Regions from separate parts of the Homo sapiens genome. Here region 2 is linked to region 1. A link is an interaction called in ENCODE POLR2A ChIA-PET data of the cell type or tissue named here. Cell type or tissue: MCF 10A. All regions are shown on one strand. Links, peaks and the distances in the headings refer to the core of each region. The heading gives the core; the rest is flanking DNA.

Evidence for each region. Peaks named below come from ENCODE experiments on the same cell type or tissue, not always from the same donor. Only the 100,000 strongest peaks of a DNase experiment are listed, where the experiment ranks them.
Region 2: POLR2A ChIA-PET joins it to region 1 with 5 read pairs; 12 of 35 experiments call an interaction of 5 or more read pairs at or near these places.

Annotation. Positions count from the first base shown.
Region 1 is chr14:89,423,299-89,428,697 of GRCh38, reverse strand. It overlaps LOC107984635 (a long non-coding RNA gene), which reads right to left and starts at 344. Exons shown (of 2, transcript XR_001751025.2): 1 at 278-344. It also overlaps a transcript of FOXN3 not described here. RefSeq lists enhancers at 1-194, 3,256-3,870. In MCF 10A, for the core only: no CTCF peak of the experiment used is centred there; a DNase peak (open chromatin) is centred at 2,557.
Region 2 is chr14:89,477,490-89,482,888 of GRCh38, reverse strand. It overlaps a transcript of FOXN3 not described here. Among named protein-coding and RNA genes, the nearest start is that of FOXN3-AS1, 63 kb to the right of the region's middle. In MCF 10A, for the core only: no CTCF peak of the experiment used is centred there; a DNase peak (open chromatin) is centred at 2,858.

The sequences.
Region 1 (5,399 bases), core at 937-4,936:
CAACGTGGGCAGCACCCCCTCCGGGACCCATATTGTTAGACAGCTGGCCTGGCGCTGTGTGAGGCATAGAGGAAACATGTTCAGGATTCCTCTCTGGAAGCAATGCCAACTTAAAAAGGACGCCTGGTTGTTTGGGGGCCAAATCTTTGAAACCAGTCAGAATCACGTCTTTGAGTGCAGAGAAGTGAGGTGCTGTTGAACATACCCACAGAAAGAGCTAGCAATTCACCTGCTTGCTTCCTTTCCAGCCCCGACCCTTTTAAGATTGAGTACTCACATGCAGTCACGTCTCACAATTTCTGGACACCTTTTGCCTGCACCTCAACCTCAATATTAAAGGCACAAGATACACTATTTTGGGAAGGAGTGAGGATTTCAAAACAGAAAGGGTTGGTGAACTTGACTAGCCAATGAAAAGAGACTTCAGGTTTGGCTGTTGTAATAAATGGAATAAATTGCTAATCTCCAAAAAAGAACTTTGTGCTGCAGGGAAATATGTTAGTAATCATTTAATCTATATTCTGTTTCTCAGAGAGTTCATCAAATTCAGAGCTCTTACTTTGTTTTAAAAAGACTCTCGTAGAGAGAAGAATCAATTGTTTTCTTTCACACCCCTCTGAAAAAGTAAAACGAGAGAAGTTATTTCTTGGCGTGGATAAGACTTTGGCAGACTTAGCCACCGAAACCCATGAGACTATGGTACTTGGTGTACTCACTAAAGAGAGGAAAACAATAAAATCTCTTAAAAACTTTGGAGGAGGAAAATGTTGATGAGGCTACTTTTCTCTGACTGATCTGTAGAGTTAATAGATGCCAGCTTGAGAGAGGGATAAAAAGGAGACTTTTTTTTTTTCCTGTTAAGTGATCAATATTTTTTATTACCACTGTGCCATGTGCTATGAGCAGAAGAGAAAACAGAGTCCCTTGCCCCTCAAGGCACTTACACTCTGTTGGTGACGTTCAGTATCTAGTTGATTTATTTTTTTATTACAAAGATACACCATACTTTGTTGATTATGACATAGAAGTTGAACTTTGAGTTTTTGCAAGTAGTGCCTTTTCATTCAGTTAAAAAGTCCTGGCCGGGCACGGTGGCTCACTCCTGTAATCCCAGCACTTTGGAAGGCCGAGGCAGGTGGATCACGAGGTCTAGGAGCTGGAGACCAGCCTGGCCAAGATGGTGAAACCCCATCTCTACTAAGAATACAAAAAAAAAAAAAAAAAATCAGCCGGGCGCAGTGGTGGAGGCCTGTAATCCCACCTACTTGGGATGCTGAGGCAGGAGAATCGCTTGAACCCAGGAGGCGGAGGTTGCAGTGAGCCAAGATCGCACCACTGCACTCTAGTCTGGGCAACAGAGCAAGACTCCATCTCAAAAAAAAAAAAAAAAAAAAAAGTCCCCTTTTCCTTCCTCCTCTTGTGCTTTTTTTCTTCTTTTTCTTTTTCTTCTCTTTTCTTTTTTTTTTTTTGAGACAGAGGCTCACTCTGTCGACCAGGCTGGAGTGCAGTGGCACGATATCAGCTCACTGCAACCTCCACCTCCCTGGTTCGAGCATTTCTCCTGCCTCAGCCTCCCAAGTAACTGGGAGTACAGAAACCCACCACTGCGCCCGGCTAATTTTTGTATTTTTAGTAACAGAGTTTCACCATGTTGGCCAGGCTGGTCTCGAACTCCTGACCTCAAGTGATCCACCCGCCTCGGTTTCTCAAAGTGCTGGGATTCCAGGCGTGAGCCACCGCGCCCGGCCCTCCTCTTCTATTTCTCGGTCACAATTTTGTCTCCCTTGTACCCCACGGGTCCTGTCCTTCATGTCCTAGGCCCCTGAGAGGTTCTCTAAGAAGCCAGGTGTTCTGAAGCTTTCCCAAACTCACTGTGTGGGTTCAATTCCCAGCCCCATCATTTACCGGCTGTGTGTTATGAGCAAGTGGCCAAACCTCTCTGTGCCTCAGAATCTCAGTTGATAAAATGGGGATAATAATAGTACCTACTTCACATGATTAATGTGAGGCTGAAATGAGTGAATATTTTCGGAGCTTTAGAACACTGTCTGGCATCCAGTTAAGTGCTATTTCGGTGTTTGTTAAATGCAGTCAGTCCTCATCATTGGTAGTTTTTGTATTTGCGAATTCACCCTCTTGCTAAAATTTACCTGTAATCTCAAAATCAGTACTCCTGCCCGGGCATGGTGGCTCAGGCCTTCCCAGCACTTTGGGAGGCCGAGGCGGGTGGGTCACCTGAGGTCAGGAGTTCTAGACCAGCCTGGCCAACATGGTGAAACCCTGTCTCTACTAAAAATACAAAAAATTAGCTGGGCGTGATGGTGGGCGCCTGTAATCCCAGCTACTCAGGAGGCTGAGGCAGGGATAATCACTTGAACCTGGGAGGCAGAGATTGCAATGAGCTGAGGTCATGCCACTGCGCTCCACCCTGGGTGACAAGAGCAAGACCCTGTCTCAAAAAAAAAAAAAAAAAAAAAAAAAATCAGTACTCCTGGTGCTTTTGTGGTCACTCATGGACACGTACAAATGAGTCATTCAGTGTGCACGTTCCCAGCTGAGGGTGAACAAAGTGATGTTCTGCCCGCTTGTTTTGGCTTTCCAAGTGTCCTTTTTGTGGTCTGTTTAGTACCACATTTTTTGCATTTTTGTTCATTTTGCTGTTTGAAACGGAGCCCAAGCACTGCTGAAATGCTATCTAGTGTTTCTAAGTACAGGAAGGCTGTGGTATGCCTTATGGATAAAATGTGTATTAGATAAGCGTCATTCTGGCACAGTTCGTTGTGAATGAACAACAATATATATTCAAAAAGCTTCTTAAATGGAAACACAGATAAAATAAATATCAACAAAATTATGATGTGATAATATATCAGTAAAATTAAGTTTTCATTGGTTGATGAAAGGGTTGTGAGTGGAGGCTCACAGGAACCTAACCCCATATTTCCCCTAGGAGCAATGATTCAGGATTTGTTAATTCAGTGTTTGTGACACTTTATAGAACACAACTACTATGAATAAAAATAATCAGCTATAGGCTGGGCGCGGTGGCTCATGCCTATAATCCCAGCACTTTGGGAGGCCAAGGTGGGTAGAACACCTGAGGTCAGGAGTTCGAGACCAGCGTGGCCAACATGCTCAACCCCGTGTCTATTAAAAAAAAAAATTAGCCGGGCATGGTGGCACAAGCCTGTAATCCCAGCTACTCAGGTGGCTGAGGCAGGAGAATCACTTGAACCCAGGAGGCAGAGGTCGCGGTGAGCCGAGATTGAGCCATTGCACTCCAGCCTGGGCAACAGAGCAGGACTCTGTCTCAAAAACAAAACAAAACAGGCCAGGCGCAGTGGCTCATGCCTGTAATCCCAGCACTTTGGGAGGCCAAGGTGGGTGGATCACGAGGTCAGGAGTTCAAGACCAGCCTGGCCAACATGGTGAAACCCCGTCTCTACTGAAAATACAAACAATAGCTGGGTATGATGGCATGTGCCTGTAATCCCAGCTACTTGGGAGGCTGAGGTGGGAGAATTGCTTGAACCAGGACCCGGGAGGCAGAGGTAGCAGTGGGCCAAGATCGTGCCACTGCATTCCAGCCTGGGCTGCAGAGTGACACTCTGTCTCAAAAAAAAAAAAAAAAAAAAGAAAAGAAAACAAAACAAAACACAACAAAAAAAAGTCAGCTGTACATAAAATGAGTTCAAGAACTGAGAGAGGTGATCTCCTCTTGTATCAGATAAGCATCACGAATATCCCTGGGGCAGGAGAAGCATTAGTAGCTCTGGTCATGTGGGGTAACTCAGCTGGGCACAGATTTTCTATCAGATCTGAAAAATAAAAATAACTTGTAACCACATTTAGTGGCATGATCACGGCTTACTGTAGCTTCAACCTCCAGGGCTCAAGTGAACCTCCTACCTTAGCCTCCTGAGTAGCTGGGACTATAGGCACGTGCCACCATGCCTGGCTAATTTTTCTATTTTTTTTTTTTTTGTAGAGTCATAGATCTCCCTATGTTGTCAGGCTGGTCTTGAACTTCTAGGCTCAAGCAATCCCCAGCCTCGACCTCCCAAAATGTTAAGATTATAGGTGTGAGCCACCGCACCTGCCTTCCCCCACAAATTCTTAATTCAAGAGTATTTTGAACTCTTGAATCTTGGAACCTGCGTAAGAGTTTGTAGAGAAAGTTTGATATTCAAAACCTATAAACCAAAAGACTTCCCACGGCCAGACAATAGACCTCATAACACAGGATATAATGTTTGTTGTACTTAGCAATTCTCCTGTTTGCTCAGAGCACCAGGCTTTTCAGAAGGGGATCGTTTTGTCCCTCCTGATTGAAAAGATCACAGAATGCTTTAATTTTGTGAAGCGCTTTGCCAACATATTCATTTTCCCCTAAACTCTTACTTTATGAAATCTTTGCAAATTGTTTCACACGTACAGTCTCTGAGAATGTGAAAATGATTCAGAAAAGGGAAAGCCTCACTTAAAACTACTGGAAAATGCAAATGAAAGGGAACAAAGGGAACATGGCCCCACTGTGCCCCACAGAATGTAATAATATGCCTCTGGCCTCTTATTTCAGCAATTTCCAAGTTTTTGTGATTTTAAACAACGTCCCAGCAAAATCCTCCTAAATACATTGTTGCTTCCTTCAGTTAATTTATTCAATACATATTTATTGAGTGTCTTCTGCCAGGCATAAATGCCAGGTGTGCACTGCTGAATCTAATAGGCTGGAGTCCTGCTTTCCTGGGGTTTATTGCCTCTTCCCAGTAGTCAGTCTGGTGGGGAAGTTAACTCTCTTATAGGATCTCCCAAGGATAAATTCCTAGAAGTTGGAAATTTAGGATCAGTGGCTGTCCGTGCTCACTGAAATTTTAATTTGTTTTGCGACTGTCCTCTTGAAAAGTTATACCACTTCCCACCAGTGCCTTCAACCAACATTGGCATGGTTAGTTCTTTTAAGTCTCTGCCATTCTGATAGATGAAATGAGATATCACAATTGCTTTAATTTGCATTTCTTTGATTTTTACAGTTTTGAGCGTCTTTTCATGGGGATAGTCTCATTTTTGTTTCTCTTTTTGTGAATTTGCCCCTTTTCTTATTAGAGTGATAATTTTTTTCTCATTGAGTTGTAAGATTTATAAATTTAAAATATTAACCCTGTTTTCATCTGCATGTCCAATATTTCATTTGTTTTTAAATTTTATTTATGACCCCTGATTTTACACACAATTCTAAATTGGTATGCAGTCTAATATGTCAAGATTTTCATTTTGATTTGTTGGCTTAATAAAAATAGTGTTCACTAAGTGCCAGAGCCCTGTTTTATGTTCCTTACAAAGATTAATTTATTTAATCTTCACAACAGTCCTATGAAGTGAAAACTAGGTAGATAGAA
Region 2 (5,399 bases), core at 704-4,703, 54 kb before region 1:
GCCCCAGCTAGAGTGCAGTGGTGTGATCATGGCTCACTGTAGCCTTGAACTCCTGGGCTCAAGGGATCCTCCCACCTGAGCCTCCTGAGTAGCTGGGATTACAGACACGTGCCACCATGCCCAGCTAATTTCTTTATTTTTTAGTAGAGACAGGGTTTCACCATGTTGGCCAGGCTGCTCTTGAACTCCTGGCCTCAAGTGATCCACCCGCCTCAGCCTCCCAAAGTGCTGGGATTATAGGTGTGAGCCACCATGCCCAGCTCCATTCATTTTTTTAGACAGGGTTTTGCTCTGTTGCTCCAGCTGGAGTGCAGTGGCGTGATCATGGCTTACTGCAGCCTTGAACTCCTGGGCTCAAGGGATCCTCCTGTCTGAGCTTCCTGAGTAGCTGGGGCTACAGGCATGCTGTAGTCTTGTTTTTAAAATTTTATGTAGAGTCAGGGTCTTGCTATGTTGTTCAGGCTGGTCTCAAACTTCTGGGCTTAAGCAATCCTCCCCCTTTGGCCTCCCAAAGTGCTGGGATTACAGGTGTGAGCCAATGTGCCCGGCTGCACACACACTCTTCAGTGCTTAAGACTAGAGGTGACAGGCCATTGGTCAGGACTAGTCACATGACCCTGTCTCTCTGGCAGGAGGCCGGGAAGTATGGAGGAGCTCATGGGATACTGTCCCCCACTGCTCAGCAACACTGAGTCACTAGGGGAAAGTATATACTTTTTTTGTGCCTTTGTTTGCTTATTATTAAGTGGTAATTAATTCAGTCCTACATTTTAACACATTTTAAGAAAAGTTCAAATAAAGTGTATGAAAGAACTTTAAAAGGAGTAACAAATTGTAAAATATGTAATATATAATTGTAAGCAAAAAATAAATTTCTTTATTGAGTCTTGAATGGTATGGGCTAGGTGCAGGGTCACACAAGTCCCAGTATGCCTAGGACTGTCCTAGCATACGCCAGTTTACCCCATATAATTACCATACAGTCTTCCCTTTCACACCCAGAAATATCCTGGTTTAGACCGTAAATGATATGATCGCCCTAGCTTGACTCCACTGGTCATCCTTTAAGATTAATGTTAGCTACTGTTTATTGAGACTCTTCTAAGAGTCAGACACTCTTCTCAGCTTTTTGTTGCGTTGCTTCATTTAATCCCCAAAATAAGACTGCTAGGTGTGTATGCATAATCTCTTCATTTTCAGATGAGGCAACAGAGATGCAGAAAGGTTTGAATTATTCAGTCACACAGGTAGCAAGTGGTTGATTTGGTGTGTCGATTTGAACCTGACTATTGGAATCTGTGTTCTTAAGCCCTCCATGGGGCTGCCTCACTCCTCGTTTTTGAGTATTGCACCCTTGACCTCATGGGGCCCCACTTCCCTGACAGTGGCCCTGGAATCTGTTCTCAGACCACATACTGGTAGAAAGTTCCAGCCGTGAGCCAGGAGTCCAGCCCTTTATGACACCAATGAGAAGACGAGCCGGGAAGTCACTACGTCGTTTTCCAGAGCCAGCAACAGCAGGCCTCACTGACGTGCGTGTCTCCTGACTTCCCGTCCGGTCCCCTGCCACCACTCCCTACCCTGATGTTGACAAGTGCAGCTTGTTTTAAAACTGGGCGCTGCATTTTACATGGAAAAGATTTTATTTTGAAATCTAGGGTGGAGTAAAACTCCAGCCAGTGAAGACTTGCCATGTGCTGTGCAGAGAATCCAAACAGGCCCCTTCCCAACCCAAACAGCCAGGAGAAACTGAGTGCAGGGAGTTTATTTACACATTTGTTTATTAAAAAAAAAAAAAAAGCTTAACCACAATCAAAGACCAGTTTATGTGCAGAATATTATCAAATAAAAAGCCATCTACTTAGGAGTCTGTATTGCAATTCCCCTGGTTCCTGGCCTTCCTAATCAGTGTTCAAAACCAAACCCACAAAATCAAAGGGAACAGCAGCTGAAAAATGAACGAAACATGGCACAGTCATCTACTGCATGGCTTGCTTCAAGAAACCCCCCATAAAATTATACATATGGTTTCTAAACGTACAAAGAAAACTAAAGGAATTCCATTATGAAAGAAAAATTAGATGGAAATTTCTAATCCTGTCTCATAAACAATATAGGAATAACTTTAAAATATTCTGCTTTAAGCATGCATTTAATTTGTGTTCTGGGAACCAAATAATGTTGCCAAGATAAAACATTCTAATAATGATTTATGTAAATTTATTTGTACAAAGTAATGGTGTAGTTGCCTATAGCAAATTGCTTGGAATATGAAATGACATTTATGAGGTCTTTTTTTTTTCCCTCTGAATGAATACAATGGAGAAAATGAGAGACTCCGGAAAGGAAAAAAGAAATCCATGTTCAAAATGGAGTCTGATGCTTTGAGACACAGAGCCAGCTGGCCAGGTTATAGGGTGTAAAAGTCAACACACTGAGTTCAGCATGGTTTCCTGTGATGTTCTCAAACCATTTTTTTTTTTTTGAGATAGAGTTTTGCTCTTCTTGCCCAGGCTGGAGTGAAATGGCACGGTCTCGGCTCACTGCAACCTCCGCCTCCCGAGTTGAAGTGATTCTCCTGCTTCAGCCTCCCGAGTAGCTGGGACTACAGGCGCCCGCCACCACGCCTGGCTAATTTTTTTGTATTTTTAGTAGAGATGGGGTTTCACCGTGTTAGCCAGGATGGTCTCGATCTGCTGACCTCATGATCCGCCCGCCTCTTAAGAGGCTAGAATCCTGTATTTTACTGATCATAAAGTGTTCAGACGCCCAAGCTTTTTCACAATAGTCAGTGACAAATACCTTGTTCTTACAGCCCCAGTAGGGTGCTTACAACATGGGATACAAACAGGCCAAATGTAGTTAAAAATTGGGCAATTAATCTCAGTTCCTTGTTACTTAATACCAAGGAAAGGTATGCTTGAGTCATAAATGGAGCCCAAATATTAAAACACAAGACGGAAACTTTCTGAAGGACTGACTCATAGACCTATTAAGAGTTTTCCCATTGGCTGCCCAGTTAGCACCTTTGGTAATGGCTCTAGGTGCTCCCCGGAAACAGTTAATTAAATGGAAATCACCATATATGTATCAGAGAGAGCTTTTGGATCCATGCTTTGGCCTTCTAAATGCCTAGTTGAATTTTCCATAACCTGTCCTATTGGAAAAGTCTGATGTTAACATCTCAGTGGTAGAAGGCATTTAATGTTTTTCAAAAAGTATTTGTGCTATCCCACTTGGTTGTTACAATCATTTCTGTGAGGTAGGTAAGAGTTTGTATTCTAAATACAGAGAAACTAAGGACCACAGAGATCACAGAGAAAGACATCTGCAGAAAGGGAGCACAGCTTCACACCAGCGTTCATCACACCGCCACCACCGACTACAGCTCTGGGATTCTGGAGAGCTTGCTTTATTTAAAACAAGTTGAGAGTTTTGGCTCATCATAAGCCATTTTGGAATTGCACTAACTATCCTGAGAGAAATGGGTTTGTCTAATCCAGAAGAATGACTTTGCAACAGGGTCCTTTGTTGCAGTGGTGCCAAGGCCTGGGGGCTGAAGTTAGGGCTCCCGAGAGAGAGGGTATAAAGGCTGAACAGGCTTTAAAACTGAATGAAAACAACACAGGCTTCCAGGAAAGAGGACTGGCCTGGGTTTTCAGCAGCTCCAGTTGAAGTGTGTGTACCTTAAAAGCTGTAGCTTGTGGCAGGGTGGGTTTTAATGAAGTGGCCCAAGATCTTCAGGCTGAGGCAGTGGATGCCAGGGTGAGGCTGTCAGCCACAGTTTCAGCTCCCAGTCCTTCCTCTTTCAGCTGCATGATTGGGATGGGATTTCTGAGGTGTGCATTCTGAGAATATAATGTAAACTGTCTGAACCTCCATTTCCCCATCTGTAAAATAGGGGTAGGGATATTTGCCTTGTAGAGGTGTTGTGGTAATTTTTTTTTTTTTTTTTTTGAGATGGAGTCTCGCTCTCTCACCCAGGCTGGAGTGCAATGGCTAGATCTTGGCTCACTGCAACCTCCGCCTCCTGGGTTGAAGCGATTCTCGTGCCTCAGCCTCCAGAGTAGCTGGGATTACAGGCGTGCACCACCACGCCTAGCTAATTTTTGTATTTTCAGTAGAGACAGGGTTTCACCATGTTGGCCAGGCTGGTCTCAAACTCCTGACCTCAAGTGATCCGCCTGCCTCGGCCTCCAAAAGTGCTGGGATTATACACGTGAGCCACTGTGCTCAGTCGGTGTTGTGGTAATTAAATAAAATCATTCTCTTAAAGTACTTGGCCCAGTACTTTATTCTGTGGCAGCTCTTAAAATTACTATTATGGTTCTTATTACCCAAGAATGTATGATCCTGACTGATAATTGGAAGTAAGATTAAAATATGTATTTTATTTAAGTGAGAATTAATCTAAAAGATTTCCAAACCAGTTGTTTTTGTGTACTGAAAGATAAGATGAATTTGAGAATTCATTCATTGTTTATTCAACAAACAGCCCTTGTTTGTATTAGTCCATTCTTGCACTGCTATAAAGAAACACCTGAGACTGGGTAATTTATAAGAAAAGAGATTGAATTGGTTCATGGTTCTGCAGGCTGTACAGGAAGCATAGTGGCATCTGCTTCTGAGGAGGCCTCAGGAAGCTTCCAATCATGGCAGAAAGCAAGGTGGGGGCAGGCACGTCACATGGCGAGAATGGGAGAAAGAGGTGAGGGGAGGCGCCACACACTTTCAAACAACTAGACCTTATGTGAACTCAGAGTGAGAACACACTTATCACCAAGGGGATGACCCAAGCCACTCATGAGGGTTCCTCCCCCATGACCCAGACACCTCCACCAGGCCACACCTCCAACATTGGCGATTACATTTCAACATGAGATTTGGGTGGGGACAAATATCCAAACTATATCAGCGTTGAAGGCCTTGTGGAAGCTCTTGGTATAACCTGTGAGGGGTCATCAGGCCAGATCCAGTCTCCTCTCAAGGGATAAAGGACTTTGGTTATTTTTTTTTTCTCCTGTTGTTCTCATCAACATTATCACGATTGCCATAAAAAATTGACTCAATGCCTATTTACACATGGCAAATAGGCATCGTGCCGGCCACTTTAATATACATGGTCTTTGTCTTCCAAGAATTCAGAAATTAAGCTGGTCTAAATCCTTATTTGTTGCTGAAAGCTCTGGGTCTGGCCCAGAGCCTTCAAGTTGGTTCCCTTCAGCCCAGTCATCCTGGCTGGCCGTGGTGTATTCTCAAGATGCAGGCTTGGAAAGTCTTTGCCCCTTGGCTGCTCTGCCCGAGGAAGAAGGCCTTGGCACTCTTTGCAGCTGTGTTCTTGGCTGTTGTGGGTGAGGCCCCAAGGCCGAAAGTGGGAATGCCCTTTTAGTTAGAATTCA